4 separate regions of the Homo sapiens genome follow, and all the other regions are linked to region 1. Evidence: chromatin loops called from intact Hi-C (ENCODE). Cell type or tissue: dorsolateral prefrontal cortex. All regions are shown on one strand. Region 1 has its middle 9.7 kb from the start of SLC39A3. Region 2 overlaps GNG7 (G protein subunit gamma 7). Region 3 overlaps GNG7 (G protein subunit gamma 7). Region 4 overlaps GNG7 (G protein subunit gamma 7).

Region 1 (5,000 bases):
GCCGAGGTGGGCGGATCACCTGAGGTTGGGAGTTCGAGACCAGCCTGACCAACATGGAGAAACCCCGTCTCTACTAAAAATACAAAATTAGCCGGGCGTGGTGGCAGGTGCCTGTAGTCCCAGCTACTTGGGAGGCTGAGGCAGGAGAATTGCTTGAACCCGGGAGGCAGAGGTTGTGGTGAGCCGAGATCTCGCCACTGCATTCCAGCCTGGGTAACAAGAGTGAAACTCTGTCTCAAAACAAAAACAAAAACAAAAACAAAAACAAAAAAAAACTTTATGGTTAGCGCTTTTTGCTTTCTAAGAAAATTTTGCCTACCCCAAAATAGACTCTATATTTTCTTCTGAAACCCTTGTGGCTTTACCTTTTGCAGATTGTATTTGTATAACTCTCAAAAACAGGCAGCACCCACCCATGGTATCAAACGCTAGGTCAGTGTCACCCTCTGGGGAGGCAGTGAGTAGCGGGAGTGTGGGGGGACTGGGAGGCAGTGAGTAGCGGGAATGTGGGGGCACTGCTTAGGTTTGGTTTCTTGGTGTAGGTGCCAATGATATGGGCGTGTTCCCCTCATGAAAATTCATCATGATGTTTGCTTCTTTTGAGACAGAGTCTCGCTCTTGTCACCCAGGCTGGAGTGCAGTGGCATGATCTCGGCTCACTGCAACCTCCGCCTCCTGGGTTCAAGCAATTCTCCTGCCTCAGCCTCCCGAGTAGCTGAGATTACAGGTACCCACCACCACGCCCGGCTAATTTTGGTATTTTTTAGTAGAAATGGGGTTTCGCCATGTTAGCCAGGCTGGTCTCGAACTCCTGACCTCAGGTGATCCACCTGCCTCGGCCTCCCAAACTGCTGGGATTATAGGTGTGAGCCACAGCACCCCACCCATGATGTTTGCTTATCATTCACACTTTGGTGTAGGTATGTTACACTTGCATTAAGTCTTTAAAATGCCTGTAGTCCCAGCTACTCAGGAGGCTGAAGTAAGAGGATCACTTGAGCCCAGGAGTCCAAGGCTGCTGTGAGCTATGATGGCGCCACTGCACTCCAGCCTGGGGAACCTATCTCTTAAAGAAAAAAAGAAGAAGGAGAAGGAGAAGAAGGAGAAGCCTGGCACAGTGGCTCACACCTGTAATCCCAACTTTGGGAGGCCAAGGCGGGAGCATCGCTTAAGATCAAGAGTTTGAGACCAGCCTGGGCAACACAGCAAGACCCTATCTCTAGAAAAAAAAAGTATCCAGGCATGATGGCACATGCCTCTAGTCCTGGCTACTCAGGAGGCTGAGGGAGGATTGCTTGAGCCCAGGAGGTCGAGGCTGCGATGAGCTGTGACTGCACCACTGCTCTCCAGCCTGGAAAGAAGACACACAGAAAGAGAGACCTTGTCTCAAAAATAAATAAAAACTGGCTAAGCACAGTGGCTCACGCCTGTATTCCCAGCACTTTAGGAGGCCGAGACAGGTGGATCACCTGAGGCCAGGAGTTTGAGACCATCCTGGCCAACATGGAGAAACCCCGTCTCTACTATAAATACAAAAAAAAAAAAAAATAGCCAGACATGGTGGTGTGTGACTGTAGTCCCACCTACTCTGGAGGCTGAGACATGAGAATCACTTGAACTCAGGAGGCAGAGGTTGCAGTGAGCCAAGATCGTGGCACTGTGCTCTAGCCTGGGCGACAGAGCAAGATTCTGTCTCAAAAAAACAAAAATTAAAATTAAAAAATAATAAATAAGTAAATAAAAATGTATAAAGGTTGAAAAAGCACCATTAACGAAAGAGAGGGAGACAGAGGAACGGGGCTCCCCAAGTCTACCTGGGCTTGGCAAGAATTCGGGACCACCGTGAGCTGATGAGAATTTCTGGTTTCTGGTGGGCTTCGCGGGTCCTCGCGCGCCCACGCTGCCGGGCCTCATGTCTTTGACCCTGCATCCCACAGGTATCTCAGGGCCAGCCTGGCTCCCTGGTCCACTGCGTGCATCCTCTTGGCTCCATCAAAGCACGAGCACCCGGTAGGACATCCCTGCTTCGGAGGATGTTTTCTCCGTGTCATTCTGAAAGGAGACCCGATTCTAAGAGCAAAACTCTAGCAGCAGGGCGGTCCCTAGGCTCTGGCCCAGGTGGCTGCAGAAGGAGCCACGCCTTGTCGATCACAGCCCTGGCAGCTGCGGACGCACGTGGGTGCCCGCGGGAGAGGCCGTGGCTGCCGCGCCCCCTGGCGGCTCCGTGCGGAATCGCCCCGGCTCCCCATTTCCGAGACCACATCCCGGATGCTTGGACTCCAATCCAATGTTAATTTTTTATTATTTAGTTATTTATTTAGAGACGGAGTCTCACTCTGTCGCCCAGGCTGGAGTGCAGTGGCACAATCTCGGCTCACTGCAACCTCTAACTCCCGAGTTCAAGCGATTCTCCTGTCTCAGCCTCCTGAGTAGCTGGGATTACAGGTGTGCACCACCACACCTGGCTAATTTCGTATTTTTAGAGATGGGGTTTCTCCATGTTGGTGAAGCTGGCCTCGAACTCCTGGCCTGAGGTGATCCTCCCGCCTCGGCCTTCCAAAGTGCTGGGATGACAGGCGTGAGCCACTGCGCCCGGCCTTTTTATTATTTATTTTATTATTTTTAATTTTATTATTTTATTTGAGACAGTCTCACTCTGTCGCCCAGGCTGGAGTGCAATGGTGTGATCTCGGCTCACTGCAACCTCCGCCTTCCAGTTCAAGCGATTCTCCTTCCTCAGCCTCCCGAGGAACTGTGATTACAGGCACCTGCCACCACACCCAGCTAATTTTTGTATTTTTAGTAGAGATGGGGTTTCACCATGTTGACCAGGTTCATCTTGATACCATAGTAAAGCAGGAGGAAGGAAGGGAGGACCCATGTACCCCTGAATCTAAAATTTAAAAACAGGCCGGCGCGGCAGCTCACCCCTGTAATCCCAGAAATTTGGGAGGCCGAGGTGGGTGGATCACTAGAGGTGAGGAGTTCGAGACCAACCTGGCCAACGTGGCAAAACCCCATCTCTACTAAAAATACAAAAAAATTAGCCGGGCATGGTGGTACATGCCTGTAATCCCAGCTACTGTGGAGGCTGAGGCAGGAGAATTGCTTGAATCCAGGAGGTTGAGCCTGCAGTGAGCTGAGATCGCCCCACTGCACTCCAGCCTGGGTGACAGAGCGTGACTCTGTCTCAAAAAATAAATAAAATTTAAAAATAATAACTAAAATTAGCTGGGCGTGGTGTCCATGCTTGTAGTCCCAGCTACTTGAAAGGCTGAGGTGGGAGGATCGCTTGAGCCCAGGAGGTTGAGGCTACAGTGAGCTATGCTCACGGTGCTACACTCCAGCCTGGGCAACAGAGCCAGACCCTGTCTCTAAAAAGAATAATTTGACCTAAGATATTTTTGCAAGATGGAGAACAGGATGGGGAAGGTCACTTTGTTTTAGGTTTTCAAGTTACTCAGTTTGGGGTGAAATGTTTTCCTTCAAAGATACCGGGACATTCCAGAGTCAGTGACAAATTATTTTTCCTAATGGCAAAACGGTTTGGGACATGGATTTGACACATTTATCTAGAGAGTACCATGTGTCTGGGCTTCTCCTCCTCTGTACTGTGGACATTTGGGGCTGAATTATTCTGTGGGGTGGGGCCATCTTGGGCACTGCAGGGTGCTGAGCAGCGTCTCTGGCCTCCACCCACTCAATGCCAGGCGCACCCCCCAGTTGTGACAACCACAGATGTCCGCAGACATCGCCCTGTGTCCCGGGGAGGACAACTGCGCCCGTTGAGAAGCACCAATTCTGCAAAAGAGAAAAACACTATTTGTTTCCTCCTCGTGGCTTCCTGGGACTTACCCTGGAGGGGTTTGCAACATAGTCCCTGCTGGGTCAGGCTTTGTAGGAACTGCACCCCAAGCGTACAGAGAAGCAGAGGGCAGAGCCTTCCTAATTCCACGATTACACCTGGAGGTTCAACCTACTCCTGGAGCCCTGAGTCACGACTTACATGAAACCCAAGTTTAATTACCGCTTCTTTGCTCTGCGCATCTCTGACAGGAATATTCAGAACTACCCTATTTCAAACTTGTGTGGGATCAAGCAGCCATTATCTATGACACGCTTCTCATCAAGTCGCGCAGAGAAGCCACTGGTTCTGGGATGAGATGACAGCTCCCCCTCGCCACCCCTCCTCTTCTCCACCCCTTGGTGATTCCAAAACAAACTTTCTGGAGGTCTCTCAAAGGCTTGGGCTGGGTTTGGGGTCAACTGGGAAGAGACTGTGCAGGCTTTCCTGGTGATGGACACGAGATGGGAGGAAATGAGCCGAGGTCGTCTACGAAGACTGAAGAGCGTGCCGGCTGCGGCTGGGATACACGGCTCCTGCAACAGTGTCCACAGGTGTTTCCGGGAGTGGGATTCTCCAAACAGAGGCATCGCGATCACCTGGGCTGCTTGTCTACAGTGCAGATCCGGCCCGGCGCGGTGGCTCACGCCTGTCATCCCAGCACTCTGGGAGGCCAAGGCGGGTGGATCACCTGAGGTCAAGAGTTCAAGACCCGCCTGGCCAACATGGTGAAACCCCCATCTCTACCCAAAATGCAAAAATTAGCTGGGCGTGGCGGCGGGCACCTGTAATTCCAGCTACTGGGGAGGCTGAGGCAGGAGAATCACTTGAACCCAGGAGGCAGAGGTTGCAGTGAGTCAAGATGGCACCACTGCACTCCAGCCTGGGCGACAGAGTGAGACTCTATCTCAAAAGAAAAAAAAAAAATGTAGGCCGGGCGCGGTGGCTCACACCTGTAATCCCAGCACTTTGGGAGGCCGAGGCAGGTGGATCACGAGGTCAGGAGATCGAGACCATCCTCACTAACACGGTGAAACCCCGTCTCTACTAAAAATACAAAAAATTAGCCGGGCTTGGTGGCGGGCGCCTGTGGTCCCAGCTACTCGGGAGGCTGAGGCAGGAGAAGGGCATGAACCCAGGAGGCGGAGCTTGCCGT
Region 2 (5,000 bases), 100 kb before region 1:
AGAAATCATTTTGGCAACCAGGCGCGGTGGCTTAGGCCTGTAATCCCAGCACTTTGGGAGGCCAAGGCAGGTGGATCATGAGGTCAGAAGTTCGAGACCAGCCTGGCCAACATGGCAAAATCCCGTCTCTACTAAAAATATAAAAATTAGCCAACGTGGTGGTGGGTGCCTGTAGTCCCAGCTACTTAGGAGGCTGAGGCAGGAGAATCCCTTGAACCCGGGAGGCAGAGGGTGCAGTGAGCTGAGATCGAGCCACTGTCCTCCAGCCTGGGCAACAGGGCAAGACTCTGCTTCAAAAAAAAAAATAATAGAAAAGGAAAAAAGCAGAAGACAATTCACTGAAAATATTTATTATTAGAGATTTATGACGTTATTCCTAATACATTTTCCACGTGTTTGAAAACTGAACTGAGTGCAAGGATTGATGTTTCTACGGCTCTTCACAGTTTATCAAAAACATCTCTGTACATCTTTGGAGCCTCACGATCTCCCTGGGAGGAAGAAGAAGGGGCTGAGTTAGTCCCACGGTGCCCAGAAGGCACCCAACGTATCCAGGTCTGCCCAGGACTTTTCCAGAGTTAGCCTGAAAGTCCTGCATCCTGGGAAGTCCCTCAGCCCCAGCTCAGCTGGTACGGGCAGTCTCTGAGCAGAACCAGGCTGGCACCACATGCCTGAGGCTGCGACCAGGAACTCCCCACCTCGGGGGACTCGGGGGGACCCTGCCACCATCACTGACAGGACAAGCTCCAGGGCCAAAGCTGTTCCTGCAAACACCGTGGTTTATATGAAATCCTTGCCTCCCTCTGGAGCCTGGAATCCTGGCATGGGTCAGGCAGCAGGGGCAGCAGAACCAGCCCCCATAGGAACGTGGGTGCTGGGTCTCTGGGAGCCTCGCTGGTGACAGTGCTTTGGGCTGTTGTCCCAGCTCGCTGCTGGGGATGTGGCGTGTCCCGCGTGACACATGGGGAGAGGGCCTGGAAGCTGGGCCTAGAAGCCGGGCCTGGCCTCCCCGACCCACCCCACGAGCCTTTCCCTTCCCAAACTCTGCTCTGTGCTCCATGTCCTCTTGCTGGGACAAACCACAGTCACAAGGAGGCCTCATGCGGAGTCCAGGGTCCTCCCAGCGAGTCGCCCCATCTCTACAAAATGACCCCATCTTGACAAAAAAAATTTAAAAATTAGGAGGGTGTAGTGGTGCCCGCCTGTGACCCCAGCTACTCGAGAGGCTGAGATGGGAGGATCGCTTGATCCTGGGAGATCAAGGTTGCTGTGAGCTAGGATTGCACCACTGCACTCCAGCCTAGGCAACAGAGTGCAATCCTGTCTGAGAAAAAATAAAAATAAATGCCACATGGGGCCAGGCACGGTGGCTCACACCTGTAATCCCATCACTTTGGGGGGCCGAGGTGGGAGGATCACCTGAGGTCACGAGTTCGAGACCAGCCGGGTCAACATGTTGAAATCCTGTCTCTACTAAAAATACAAAAATTAGCCAGGTGTGGTGGTGGGCGCCCGTAATCCCAGCTACTTGGGAGGCTGAGGCAGGAGAATCGTTTGAACCCGGGAGGCGGAGGTTGCAGTGAGCTGAGATCATGCCACTGCACTCTAGCCTGGGTGACAGAACGAGACCCTGTCTCAAAAAAAAAAAAAAAAAAAAAAGCCACTTGGGATCCAGGATAGGATCCTAAAACAGAAAAAGGACATTAGAAGAAAAAAACCGTGAAACTGGGATAAAGAGTGAAATTTAGCTTATAGAAATGTACCCACATGGGCTTCTTGGTGGTCACAAGTATATGGTCCAGCCTGGGCAACATAGCAAGACCCCATCTGCCATCTCTATAAAAACAATGTAAAAATTAGCTGGGCATGGTGGTGCAAACCTGTAGTCCCAGCTACTTGGGAGGCCGAGGCAGGAGGATCACTTGAGCCCAGGAGGTCGAGGCTGCAGTGATCTGCGATTGTGCCACTGCACTCCAGCCTGGGCAACAGAGCACGGCACTGTCTCAAAAACAGACCAACCCCAAATGCATGGTGACTTCATAAGATGCTAACATAAGGGAAAACTGGTGAGAGGTAGACAGGAAATCTCTGGATTTCTTTGCAACTCTTCTGAAAATCTAAAATTAAAAGTTCATTTAAAAAAAATGCAGACTTTTTAAAATGCTAGTTTCCGTTCTACGAGCTCAGGGTAATTTACCATCAATAAAAGGTAGGGATAGGGAGCTGAAATCCTCACTGTCACCTGCAGGTGGTGCCCTTGCCACAGGAATGCCCTGGCACCCTTGGGCTCTGGCAGCAGCTGGAATCTTGCAGGATCTGCTACACCAGGGCCTGCCACTCAGGACAGCAGCAGCTCAGGGCAGCAGGGATGAGTGATGAAAGGGCTGGAGCGGCATGCCCACGGGGCTGCAGGAGGCCCAGACTCCTGCCCTCCACCTTGCAGGGCAGCTATGAACATAATCCTTCAACTCTGAATCATGTGTTTTTTTTTTTGTTTTTTGTTTTTTGTTTTTTTTGAGACAGGGCCTCACTCTATTGCCCAGGCTGGAGTGCAATGGTGTAATCACAGCTCACTGCAGCCTCCACCTCCTGGGCTCAAGCGATCCTCCTTCCTCAGCCTCCTGAGGAGCTGGGCCTACAGGTGGGCATCACTGTTGTAGTTTTTATGTTCTGGGAAGGGGGAAGGAATGTGCTTAATTTGTGGGCTAATTTTTAATTTTTTAAAAATAGAGACAGGGTCTTTGCTATGTTATCCAGCCTGGTCTTGAACTCCTGGGCTCAAGTGATCCTCTCACCACCTTGTCCTCTGAAAGGGCTGGGATTACAGGTGTAGCCATTTCACCTGGACAACCTTAAATTACTGAATGAATTTGAAGTGGTCTGGTGCGCCCTTCAACTCACTACCCTGCCAGCGACACCGTACACAACTAGGGCACATCTTATCAAAACCAGCAAACTGAGAGAGGCGGATACATTCAGTGTAGACGCTCACCCCTAGGAATTATTATTATTATTATTACTTTTTGAGACGGAGTCTTGCTCTGTCACCCAGGCTGGAGTGCGATCTCAGCTCACTGCAAGCTCCACCTCCCAGGTTCAAGCAATTCTCCTGCCTCAGCCTCCTGAGTAGCTGGGATTACAGGCACCTACCACCACCCCCGGCTAATTTTTGTATTTTTAGTAGAGACGGGGTTTCACCATGTTGGTCAGGCTGGTCTTGAGCCCCTGACCTCATGATCCACCCGCCTCAGCCTCCCAAAGTGCTGGGATTACAGGCGTGAGCCACCGCGCCCAGCCAGGAATCATTATTTTTAAACAGCCTTATTGTGAACTAACGCCTGTACCATACAACTCGCCCACTTGAAGTGTATAATTCATTGTTTTCAGTATATTTGCAAAACTGGCCAACCATCACCTTTATGTAGTTCCAGAACATTCTCATCACCCTACAAAGAAGCCCCCTCGCCATCAGCCCCCGATCCCCAGCCCCGGCCCCCACGCACACCCTCCCTGACTCTGCGGATGGGTCTGTCCTGGACATTTCATAGAAATGGGGTCACACACTGTGTGGCCTTTTGTGTCTGGTGTCTCTCACTGAGTGTGACGTCCTCAAGGTGCATCCATGCTGTGACCTGTGTCAAAGACTCGCTCCTTTCCATGGCTGAGTCTTACTCCTCCTGAGTATGGAAGGACGTGTTTTTTAAATCCATTCACCGGCGGATGGACAATCGGCTCGTTCCTTCTTGTTGGCAATTGTGAATCTGCTGCTGTGAATATTCGTGTCATAGGAATCTTTTTTTTTTTTTTTTTTGAGACAGAGTCTCGTTCTATCCCCCAGGCTGGAGTGCAGTGGGGCACGATCTCGGCTCACGGCAACCTCCACCTCCCGAGTTCAAGCGATTCTCCTGCCTCAGCCTCCAGAGTAACTGGGATTTCAGGTACCCACCACCATGCCTGGCTAGCTTTTTTTGTATTTTTAGTAGAGACGGGGTTTCCTCATGTTGGCCAGGCTGGTCTTGAACTCCTGACCTCAGGTGATCCGCCAGCCTTGGCCTCCCGAAGTTGTTGGGATTACAGGCAACAATGATTCCCAGCCCTAGGAATCATTTTTAAGATGAGTTCTCACTCTCTGCCTTCACTGCAAACCTCCCTGTCCCCAGCCCTTTAACCCCAGCCCCTGGCTGTCCTCAAGACCTTGGACTTGGCAGTGAGGCGATCCCTGCGGATGCCCCTTGGTCTGCACTCGGCCTCAGAGCAGCTTGGGTCAGAGGCGAGCACAGCGTGGGTGAAGCCGCATCCCAGCCGCTCTGTCCTCGGGCCTTGAGCCGCACCAGCTGGCGCCAGGCTGTCCCCCAGCGACCTTCAGCGGCTCACTCAGCCTGACAGAAACGCTGTGTTTTCATGTTCCCTGTGTGGACAAATCACAATCGACCCGGGCGGCCAGCAGTGGAGACAAGGAGGAGAGACCTCTCCGCGGGGGTTAGGTCCCCTCAGAAACTGCCGAGCTGGGGCAACACGAACCGCTGGGACCTCCTGTTCATAAATTAGTATGGATTTCAAGGCGCCAATAGCCCGGCTTTAAACCCAGCTCAGGGCCCTGGGCACCTATGGGCAGCTGGCCCTTCCACCCAGCAGGCAGGCAAGTCTCAGACACAGGCAAGAAACACTCCAGGTAGCAGGTGCCGAATGTCAGCAGGGAGAGATCAGTCCCCCTTGGGACACAGAGGCCATGGACAGTGGTGGTGGTCAGGGGACCTCGTGTACGAAGGGCTGCCACCGCCTCCCGGCCCTCCCCACTGTGTCCTGGAGGCACTTCTCCAGATCTCTGTCCGACTTCCTTCCTTCCTTCCTTCCTTTCCTTCCTTCCTTCCTTCCTTCCTTCCCTCCCTCCCTCCATCCCTCCCTCCCTACCTTCCCTCCATCCCTCCCTCCCTCCCTCCCTACCTTCCCTCCATCCCTCCCTCCCTCCCTTCCCTCCATCCCTCCCTCCCTCCCTTCCC
Region 3 (5,000 bases), 86 kb before region 1:
CCAAGAGGCAGAGGTTGCAGTGAGCCAAGATTGTGCCACTGCACTCTAGCCTGGCTGACAAAGTGAGACTCCATTAAAAAAAAAAAAAAAAAAAAAGGAAGGAAGGAAGGAAAAAAGGAAAGAAGGAAGGAACGACTCATTTGGGCATTTTGCCCTCCTGTCAAGGCCAGTTGGAAGCTGAGGCCTCCACCAACAGCCACATGAGGGCGCCCTCTTGAAAGCAGCTCCTCCAGCTCCAATCGAGCCTTCAGATGATACAGCCCCAGCACATTCACTGCCAGAATCACCCAGTGGAGCTGCTTCCTAACTCCTGAGTGAGGGTGGAAAAAACTCAAACTCAAATTGCTTTTCCTCTTGCTCTCACATCAACAGCAATCAACATGGCCAGGTGCAGTGGCTCACGCCTGTAATCCCAGCACTTTCAGAGGCCAAGGCAGGTGGATCACTTAAGATCAGGAGTTTGAGACCAGCGTGACCAACACGGTGAAACCCTGTCTCTACCAAAAATACAAAAATTAGCCAGGCGTGGTTGTGGGCACCTGTAATCTCAGCTACTCAGGAGGCTGAGGCAGGAGAATCACTTGAACCTGGGGGGCGGAGGCTGCAGTGAGCAGAGATTGCACCATTGCACTCCAGTCTGGGCGACAGAGCGAGACTCCATCTCAAAAAAAAAAAAAAAAAAAAATCAACCCAAGATATTTCTGTGACCAAATGTGAGAGGAGTTTCCCCACACACCAGCTAGCTGTCCCCTAATTCGATTCAGTTCAATTCAATTCAGGTGCTATCTACCTGGAGACAGCCTTGGACCCCACAGGTTGAGGGCTAAATCCCCCCACAAGACTGCCCCTAACCTCTTCAGATACCAGTAGCAAGTTTGGGCCTCCAGAACTTCCAACTGACCAGCTTGAAGTTAGGGTTGGGTTTAATTTACTACAGCAGCTCTCGGAATTCAGGGAAACACATTTACTGGTTTAATATAAAGCATATTACAAAGAATACAGACGAAAAGATGCATAGGATGAGGTATAGGGAAGAAGGGCAAAGCTTCCTTGGCATGCTACCCTTCAGGAACCTCCATGTGCTCAGCTATCTCAAAGTTCTCCAAACCCCGTCCTTTTGAAGTTTTATGGAGGCTTTACTTCATAGGCATGACTGATCGCGTCACTGGCCACTGGTCATCACCTCAACCTTCAGCCCTTCTCCCCTCCCCAGAGGCTGGAGGGTACAGCTAAAGGTTCCAGCCCTCTCATCCTGCCTTGATCTTTCTGGTGGCCAGACCATTCCTGAAAATAACTAGAAGCTGTCAGCCATCAGTCGACTTATCATCATACAAAAAGACATGACTTTGCAGATTCCAAGGATTTTAGGAGTTCTGCACCAGAAAAAAATCAGGACAAAGACCAAATAATATAATAAATATAATGCAAGTAATATAATATCCCACTGACCCACAGAAACTGCAGGATAGTAAATGCTTGCTGTTTAAGCTAAGTGTTGGGGTAATTTGTTACACAGTGATAGATAACTGGTACATCTGCAAAGGGAAGGAAGGGCTGATCCACATGACTCCTCCAAGCAGATGTTGCTATAGTTTGAATGTGTCTCCCAAAAAGCATATTGTAGAAACTTTAATTCCCAATGCCACCATGTTGAGAGGTGAGAACTTTAAGAGGTGATTAGGTTATGAAGGCCCTACCCTCATTAATGCCATCTCTCTTTCTCTCTCCCTCTCACCCTTTCTCTCTCTCTCCCCCCCCTCCTCTTTCTTCCCCAGTTCCCCAATCTTTCATATATGTGCTCTTTTGCCCTTCCACCTCTGACGCAGCAAGAAGGCCCTCACCAGATGCCAGCACCTCGACATTGGACTTCCCAGTCCCTAGAACCGTTAAGAAACAAATCTCTATTATTTATAAATTATCCAGTCTATGGCATTCCATTATAGCAGCACAAAATAAAGACAGGTGTGTAGTCAAACATTACCTTTTCCTAAAAGCCAGCAATTGGATTTTTCATTTTCTTGTTTTTCCAATATCTATCAACCTGATAATTGGGAGAGATGCAAAAGCCCAGATGGATAAGGTACATTCACTGAGGGCAAATCAGAAGAATGACCAGGCCAAGAAAATGATTCATTTTGGCATTTTGCAAATTATCAAGATATGCATGCCAGCACCAGTTTTTAAAACTGAACAAATCCACTGGCTTTTATCTATTTCCTACTAAAGCAACGTGGCTTGATCTTGACACTATTAAACTGGGGCTTGATTATTCTCTGGGGTGGGGCCGTTCTGGGCACTGCACAGTGCTGAGTAGCATCCCTGGTCTCCACCTACTCCAGGCCAGGAGCACCCCCAAGTCACGGTACCCACAAATGTCCCCAGACATTACCAGTGTCCCCCAGGGGGCAGGCTTGCCCCCAGTTGAGACCCAATGCTCTAAGGCATGTCCCTCAAGGGCAGGACAGCCAGGGACCTGACATTTGATGACAGGCCTATCCTCCACCGCCCCCCAGGCCCGGCTGCACTTCCTCCTCTGGGAACTGAGTGGGCAGGACGGGCTGTCAGAGCCCCCTTCCCTTCCCACGCTGACATTCTGCCAGCACGTGGCAGGGGCGTCTTGTCTCGTTGGAGGCTGGATATAGAAACACAGCCCTGTCCTTTGTGCCATCGCTGAAGTTGTCAACCTCAGCCTTCACTCATCACCACAGCAACCATCTAAATATGTCACCAGCAAAGTGCTGATTGCAAAGGAAGGGGGCAGAGAGGCCTGGACGGGCTCTCACCCAGGTGCAGGCGCAGGGGAGGTGCCGGGACTGGGGGAGTGACGTGGCTGCTTCAGAGCCACGAGACTGATGACGGCCAGGCCGGGCGTGACCTGGAACAGGCTCCACTGCACCCTGGGGCACACAGAACAAAGGGGCAGGCCTGCTTGACCCTGAGGGTTCAAGGTCTCTGTGAGCCGAGGTCAAGGAGGGGGAAGGAACAATCAGACGGTTGGCTCTGTGTCCTGCACCCTCAGTGCTCTAGAGACCCTCCTCACCCAGTCCTCTAGGTCACTCTGGGAGGATGGCCCCGGCTGACACCGTCTGCCCCATCGGGAATCTATTCTGGTGTCTACTGTGAGCAGGGAGCAAACTCATTTTTTTGCCAGTTAATGCAAGGTCTCTCCCCTGGAAACCGTGGACATTCAGAGCTGGGTCATTCTCTAGGGTGCAGCTGTCCCGGACACTGCAGGGTGCTGAGCAGTGTCCCTGGCCTCCACCCACTCCACGCCACGACCATCCTCAAGTTGTGACAACGACAAATGTCCTCAGACAACACCCAGTGTCCCCTGGGGCAGAATCACCCTCAGTTGACACCCCCTGAATTAGGAAATTCCACGGACCCCCAAGATACTCTGTCCCCTGATCTTCTGTCCTGCTGAGGTCCCAGGAGGCTGCACACATTGAAATCCACACCTTTAGTTGGGGGGAGGGAGAGAGGAGGTGAATCCCACGAGCTGGGGTCCCCTGGTTTACACCGTCTGCCCCATCAGGAGTGTGTCCTGGTGAGCAGGAAGCAGACTCCATTTCTTCTCCAAATAATGAATGCTGAGTCTCTCCTCCCAGGCACGGTGGACACTGGGGCTGTACCATTCTCTGGGATGGAGCCGTCCTGAGCACTGCAGCACGCTGAGCGGCATCCGTGACCTCCAGCCACTGCATGCCCGGAGCACTTCTCAATGGTGACAGCCACAAATGTCCCCAGACATGGCCCAGTGTCCCCTGGGGGGGGGGGGGCAGGATCACCCTGCCGTGCTGGACAGTCCTCGCCACACCCCACCTCTTGGAACTGGAATGTCTGGTGAGACGGGCAACAAGGATTTGGGAAGAGGGCCATGCGGGACAAAAAAAAGAAAGAAAATGAGAACGAACGGATTTCTATTTCCCCTCAATGTGAAAATAGCTCCACTGAGTCCCGAGGAAGGATTGGGTGGGGACGTACGCTCTGGTATGGCCAAGGTGGAGTGCTGGACAAGAGCTACTCCATTCTGACTTCACGACTCGCTGTCTGGCTGGGTGACCTTCAGTCCCTTGCCACTGTCGCTGTGCCTCAGTTTCCCACTCTGTAGAATGCACATCGAAGCAGCATCCACCCTGTGAGACTGGTTTTGGAGATTACATAAATGAGTATCTATAAAATGTTTAAAGTGGTGTCTGAGCCATGGGTCATGGCACATACTGGCTTTATTATTTAGAACCTGGATTACCTCCTTTTATTATTCTTTTTCAATTTATTTTACTTATTTTTTGAGATGGAGTCTTGCTCTGTCATCCAGGCTAGAGTGCAGTGGTGCGAACTTGGCTCACTGCCTCTGCCTCCCGGGTTCAAGTGATTCTCCTGCCTCAGTCCCCCATATAGCCAGTATTAGAGGCGCCCGCCACCACGCCCAGCTAATTTTTGTATTTTTAGTAGAGACAGGGTTTCACCATGTTGGTCAGGCTGGTCTCGAACTCCTGACCTCAGGTGATCTGCCTGCTTCAGCCTCCCAAAGTGCCACCGTGCCCGGCTTATGTTTTAATTTTTATTGTATTTATTTATTCATTTTTATTTTGAGACAGAGTCTTGCTCTTGTCGCCCAGGCTGGAGTGCAGTGGCACGATCTCAGCTCACTGCAAACTCAGCCTCCCGGGTTCAAGGGATTCTCCTGCCTCAGCCTCCCGAGTAGCTGGGATTACAGGCACCTGCCAACATGCCCGGCTAATTTCTGTATTTTTAGTAGAGATGGGGTTTCGCCATGTCGGCCAGGCTGGTCTTAAACTCTTGACCTCAGGTGATCTGCCCACCTCAGCCTCCCAACGTCCTGGGATTACATAGGTGTGAGCCACCATGCCTGCTTTTTTAGTTTTTACTTTTCATAGAGATAGGATCTTGCTATGTTGCCCAGACTGGCCTTGAACTCCTGGGCTCAAGCGATCCTCCCTGCTCAGCCTCCCCAAGTGCTGGGATTACAAGTGTGA
Region 4 (5,000 bases), 54 kb before region 1:
GGTGACAGAGCGAGACTCTGCCTCAAAAAAAAAAAAAAAGAAAGAAAGAAAAAAAGAAAGAAAAGAAAAGCAGACTTTCAACTAATTAACATACATCAAAGGTAGTCTTTTTCTACTTTACCATCTTCCAAAGAGTAACTGTACAGAAACTCCAAAAAGGTAGCCATTTCTGCAAACCAGGGTCTCTCCCCTGGGCACTGTGGACATCGGAGCTCTGGACTATTCTCTGGGGTGCGGCCATCCTGGGCACTGCAGGGCGCTGAGCAGTGTCCATGGCATCCACCCACTCCATGCCAGGAGCAGCCCCGGTTGTGACAGCCACAAATGTCCCCAGACGTTGCTCAGTGTCCCCTGAAGGCCAGAATCACCCCCAGGGACAAGCTCTGATTTAGGGCATGGCTGGACATGAGACAGAGACAGCACCAGATAAATGCGTCAAGGGTTAAAGAATGAACGCCCACATTCTACCCACAACCCCCCCAAGTCTCTAATCAAATGCCGCCTCCTCTTGGAGGCTCTCAGAGGTCGAGGTCCCTGTCTTCATTTTGTAAACCCATCACTCGACACAATATCAGACACTTAATATTGTGTTGTGAACGTTAATAAATGTCTGTAAAATAAATGACTCTGACCTTGAAACGGCAATGTCTCTATGCCTAAGAAATCTTGGTTGTTTGAGGATAAAATTATCTTCCTTTCTCTCTCTGGGGTTGGGCTACATTTGAGATTGTAAGGCTGGGTAAGCACAGGGGATTTGGGTCAGAAATGTCAAGGCTATCTGGAATTGGTGACACTATTTTTGGAGGAATCTACATTTTGGGGAGATTTTTTTGTTGCTTTTTTTTGGGGGGGGGCAGGGAATAGCACTTAACTAGTTCAACCATAGTTTTTAGGGGAAAAAAAAAAGTTTTAGTTGAAAGGATCTGTTCTACCATAGCCTGGTATAGAGCAGTGGTTCTCAACCCCAGATGACTGTGGACAATGTCTGGGGACATCGGTGGCTGTCACAACTCAGAGATGCTCCTGGCGTGGAGTGGGTGGAGCCCAGAGACGCTGCTCAGCACCCTGCAGTGCCCAGGACGGCCCCACCCCAGAGAACAATCCGGTCCCCCCTATCTGCAGTACTAAGAGGGAGCCCCTACATTATTTGGGAAAAAAATCAAGTCTGCTTCCTGATCACACTAGACACCAGAATAAACTCCCAATGGGGCAGACAGTGTAAATCAGGGGGACCCCCAGCTTCTGGGGCTCACCTCCTCTCTCCCTCCCCACTCAGGGTGTGGATTTCAATGTGTGCAGCCTCCTGGGACCTCAGCAGGGCAGAGGATCATGGGACGCGGAGTCTCTTGGAGTCCGTGGACTCCCCTAGCCCAGGTGTGATCTGCTCCCTGAGGGACACTGGGCTATGTCTGGGGACATCTGTGGTTGTCACAACTGGAGGTGCTCCTGGCGTGGAGTGGGTGGAGGCCAGGGACGCTGCTCGGCACCTCAGGACCTGCAGTGCCCAGGACAGCCCTGCCCCAGAAAATGACCCTACTCAGGCCATCACAGGGTAGGGTTGAACTCGAGCTCAGGAGTTCGAGACCAGCCTAGGCAATACAGGGGGACCTCCACGTTTACAAAAAAAAGTTTTAATTAGCTGGGCATGGTGGCGTGCATCTGTAGTCCCAGCTACTCTGGGAGGCTGAGGTGGGAGGATTGCTTGAGCCCGGAGTTTGAGGCTGCAGTGAGCCAGGCTGAGAAAATGTGTGGTGAGTGGCATGGGGAGACCTAGCGCCCTCTGTGTACCCACCAAGATGGGCCAGTCTCCACCAATCCGTTCCCTGGCAAACTTGTATTCTACTCAAAGCTTCCTCGTGGCCTCCTGTCTGGACCTTCCGCAGCCCCCTCTCTACCCCCCTGGACGACTTCTTATCACCCCTGCACCTATTCAGCTCCTAGAACACACAGGCCCGAGGCCCCCACCTCTGTGCCACCCTGGGCTCAGGCCCCTCTGACCCAGACTGCCATCTCCACGGCCCCCACACCAGCACACAGATGCCTCATTCACGTGGTGCTCCCAGGGCCTGGCACCAGTTCTGAGGCTTAAAATAGGCACACAACGGGCCTTTGTCGGATAGAGGAAGGAAGGAAGGAGCGTTTCAGACAAAGGAGACAGCAACAGCAGCGTCCAGGAAACCCAGGGGCACCGGGGAGGTGGATGGAGCCAAGTGGGGGTGGGGTACTTGAAGGGTCAGAGGGCAGGGCCAGGCCATGCAGGACCCTGAAGACCCCATGAGGAACTGGGGTGCCATCATGTGGGTGCTGACTTGATAGGAGGCAGGGAAGTGACCGTCTGATCAGTGCCCAGGAAGCTTACTAGGAAGGTCCTGCTGGAGCTGGAGAAACCAGAGGCTGATTCGTCACCTCGGAGTCTCCCGCCAGGGATGATGAGGCTCTCGGCTCAAGAGGGAGCACTGAGATGGGAAAGAAAGCAGACAGAAGGGGCCGGGCATGGGGGCTCACGCCTGTAATCCCAGCACTTTGGGAGGCCGAGGCGGGCAGATCACCTGAGGTCAGGAGTTCGAGACCAGCCTGGGCAACATGGTGAAACCCTGTTTCTACTAAACATAAAAATTATCTGGGTGTGGTGGTGCATGCCTGTAATCCCAGCTACTCGGGAGGCTGAGGCAGGAGAATCACTGGAACCTGGGAGGTGGAGGTTGCAGTGAGCCGAGATTGCACCACTGCACTCCAGCCCGGGAGACAGAGCAAGACTCCGTCAAAAAAAAAGAAAAGAGAGAAAGAGAGAGAGGAGAGAGAGGGGAGAGAGGGGAGAGAGGGAAGAGAGGAGAGAGAGGAGAGAGAGAAAGAAAAAGAAAAAAGAAAGAAAGAGAAGGAGAGAAAGAAAAAGAGAGAGAGAGAAAGAAAGAAAGAAAGAAAGAAAGAAAGAAAGAAAGAAAGAAAGAAAGAAAGAAAAGAAAGAAAAGAAAGAAAGAAAGGAAAGGAAGGGAAGAAAGAAAGGAAAGACGAAGGAAGAAGGAAGGAAGGAAGGAAAGAAAGAAAGAAAGAGAAAGAAAGAACCACTAAACAAACATCCCAAGCTTCAGTGCAGTGGACTGCCTGTGCCCAGGAAAAAGCCATTTACATCCCAGCACTGTGCTCCATTGCCCAAAGGCAAAAGCGGCCGAGCGTGTGTTGCTGAATGGATGGATGAGCACAGCCCGGCCTGTCCACGCACCGGAACACGACTCAGCCCTGAAAAGGGTCGAGGCTCTGACGCAGGCCACAGCACGGATGCACCTTGAGCATGTCACACGCAGTGAGAGACACCAGACACAAAAGGCCACACAGTGTGTGACCCATTTCTTTGAAATGTCTAGGACAGGCCAGTCCAGAGACAGGAGGGAGAGGCGTGGGTGCCAGGGCTGGGGGAGGGGGTGGAGAGTCCCCCTCATGGGGACAAAAGATTTTACTAGGTGATGGAATGTTTTTTTGTTTGTTTGTTTTTTGAGACAGAGTCTCGCTCTGTTGCCCAGGCTGGAGTGCAGTGCTCACCGCAACCTCCGCCTCCCAGGTTCAAGCGATTCTCCTGCCTCAGCCTCCTGAGTAGCTGGGATTACAGGCGCCCGGCTAATTTTTGTATTTTTACTAGCGACAGGGTTTCGCCATGTTGGCCAGACTGGTCTCGAACTCCTGACCTCAACTGATCCACCTGCTTCGGCCTCCCAAAATGCTGGGATCACAGGAATGTTCTGAAAGGGGCTTATAGGGATGTTTGCACAGCTGATAAACTTATTTAAAAGATGGAATTGCATCCTTAAAAGGTCTGAATGTTATGAAGTGTAAATTATACCTCAATTTTTGTCATAAAAAGCAGTAAGACTTTTCCTTTTGCGAGGTTCAAGTAACTGTTCGTGGAAGCGTCTCGGAGCTGCCCACGAACCCCACCGCCCATCCGTGTCAGGAGCCGATGTGGGGGAGCAACCACACAGAGAGAGCGTGGCCCACTCACGCCGCAGGATGGGGGAGGAGGAGGACAGGAGTGACCCCTCGGGGGCCGCTGTGTGACTGAGGATGGGTCAGCCCATCTCCTTAGCTCTCACACTCATCGGTAGGGTCTCCTGGGTGACGTAAACCATGAACACTTTTCTCTAACCCTTAAGAGACAGAGGCCAGGCCAAAGAGTGCATGTATAAAAAGCAGTGACAAGTGAAGTCAAGAAATGTCAACGAGCGGGGAGAGGCGCCCGACATCAACAAGGACGCAGAATTGCAGAAATCAGCCGTGAAAGGACACAGCGGCCGGGCGCGGTGGCTCACGCCTGTCACCCCAGCACTTTGGGAGGCTGAGGTGGGTGGATGACCTAAGGTCAGGAGTTCGAGGCCAGCCTGGCCAACATGGTGAGGGCCCCGTCCCCCCCCCCGCCCGTCTCTACTAAAAATACAAAAATTAGCCGGGCGTGGTGGCACATGCCTGTAATGGAAGCTACTCGGGAGGCTGGGGCAGGAGAATCGCTTGAACCCGGGAGGCGGAGGTTGCAATGAGACAAGATGGCGCCACTGCACTCCAGCCTGGGCAATGAACGAGACCACATCTCAAAAACAAAAGACAGGCCGGGTGCGGGGGCTCATGCTTATAATCCCAGCACTTTGGGAGGTCGAGGCAGGTGGATCACCAGAGGTCAGGAGTTCCAGACCAGCCTGGCTAACATGGTGAAACTCCGTCTCTACTAAAAATACAAAAATTAGCTGGGTGTGGTGGTGGGTGCCTGTAGTCCCAGCTACTCGGGAGGCTGAGGCAGGAGAATGGCTTGAACCCAGGAGGCAGAGGTTGCAGTGAGCCGAGATCGCACCACTGTACTCCAGCCCGGGCAACGGAATGAGACCATGTCTCAAAAAAAAAAGGACAGGCCGGGCGCGGTGGCTCACGCCTGTAATCCCAACACTTTGGGAGGCCGAGGTAGGTGGATCACCTGAGGTCAGGAGTTTGAGACCAGCCTGGGCAATATGGTGAAACCC

What was found. A loop is a pair of places that touch in the nucleus more often than their neighbours do. Peaks named below come from ENCODE experiments on the same cell type or tissue, not always from the same donor. Only the 100,000 strongest peaks of a DNase experiment are listed, where the experiment ranks them.
Region 2: it touches region 1 in a loop (10-fold over the local background); 103 of 110 quality-filtered maps call a loop at or near these places.
Region 3: a loop joins it to region 1, with 4 times the contacts of the local background. A loop is called at or near these places in 30 of 110 quality-filtered maps.
Region 4: it touches region 1 in a loop (1.8-fold over the local background); 15 of 110 quality-filtered maps call a loop at or near these places.

What each region holds. Positions count from the first base shown.
Region 1 is chr19:2,747,184-2,752,183 of GRCh38, forward strand. No RefSeq gene overlaps it. Among named protein-coding and RNA genes, the nearest start is that of SLC39A3, 9.7 kb to the left of the region's middle. RefSeq lists silencers at 2,173-2,242, 2,253-2,302. In dorsolateral prefrontal cortex, CTCF peaks have their summits at 2,221 (motif pointing left) and 2,420; DNase peaks (open chromatin) are centred at 2,198 and 3,723; H3K4me3 peaks cover 885 bases; H3K27ac peaks cover 1,747 bases.
Region 2 is chr19:2,646,391-2,651,390 of GRCh38, forward strand. All of the region lies in intron 1 of GNG7 (G protein subunit gamma 7), which reads right to left. Among named protein-coding and RNA genes, the nearest start is that of MIR7850, 18 kb to the left of the region's middle. RefSeq lists a silencer at 4,124-4,299. In dorsolateral prefrontal cortex, CTCF peaks have their summits at 2,259 (motif pointing right) and 2,459; DNase peaks (open chromatin) are centred at 2,281 and 4,337; H3K27ac peaks cover 1,117 bases.
Region 3 is chr19:2,661,596-2,666,595 of GRCh38, forward strand. All of the region lies in intron 1 of GNG7 (G protein subunit gamma 7), which reads right to left. Among named protein-coding and RNA genes, the nearest start is that of MIR7850, 33 kb to the left of the region's middle. In dorsolateral prefrontal cortex, a CTCF peak has its summit at 2,403 (motif pointing right); DNase peaks (open chromatin) are centred at 2,493, 2,826 and 3,676; H3K4me3 peaks cover 805 bases; H3K27ac peaks cover 3,382 bases.
Region 4 is chr19:2,693,392-2,698,391 of GRCh38, forward strand. The region is part of intron 1 of GNG7 (G protein subunit gamma 7); the gene reads right to left. Among named protein-coding and RNA genes, the nearest start is that of GNG7, 6.8 kb to the right of the region's middle. In dorsolateral prefrontal cortex, no CTCF peak of the experiment used is centred here; DNase peaks (open chromatin) are centred at 1,024 and 2,060; H3K4me3 peaks cover 890 bases; H3K27ac peaks cover 5,000 bases.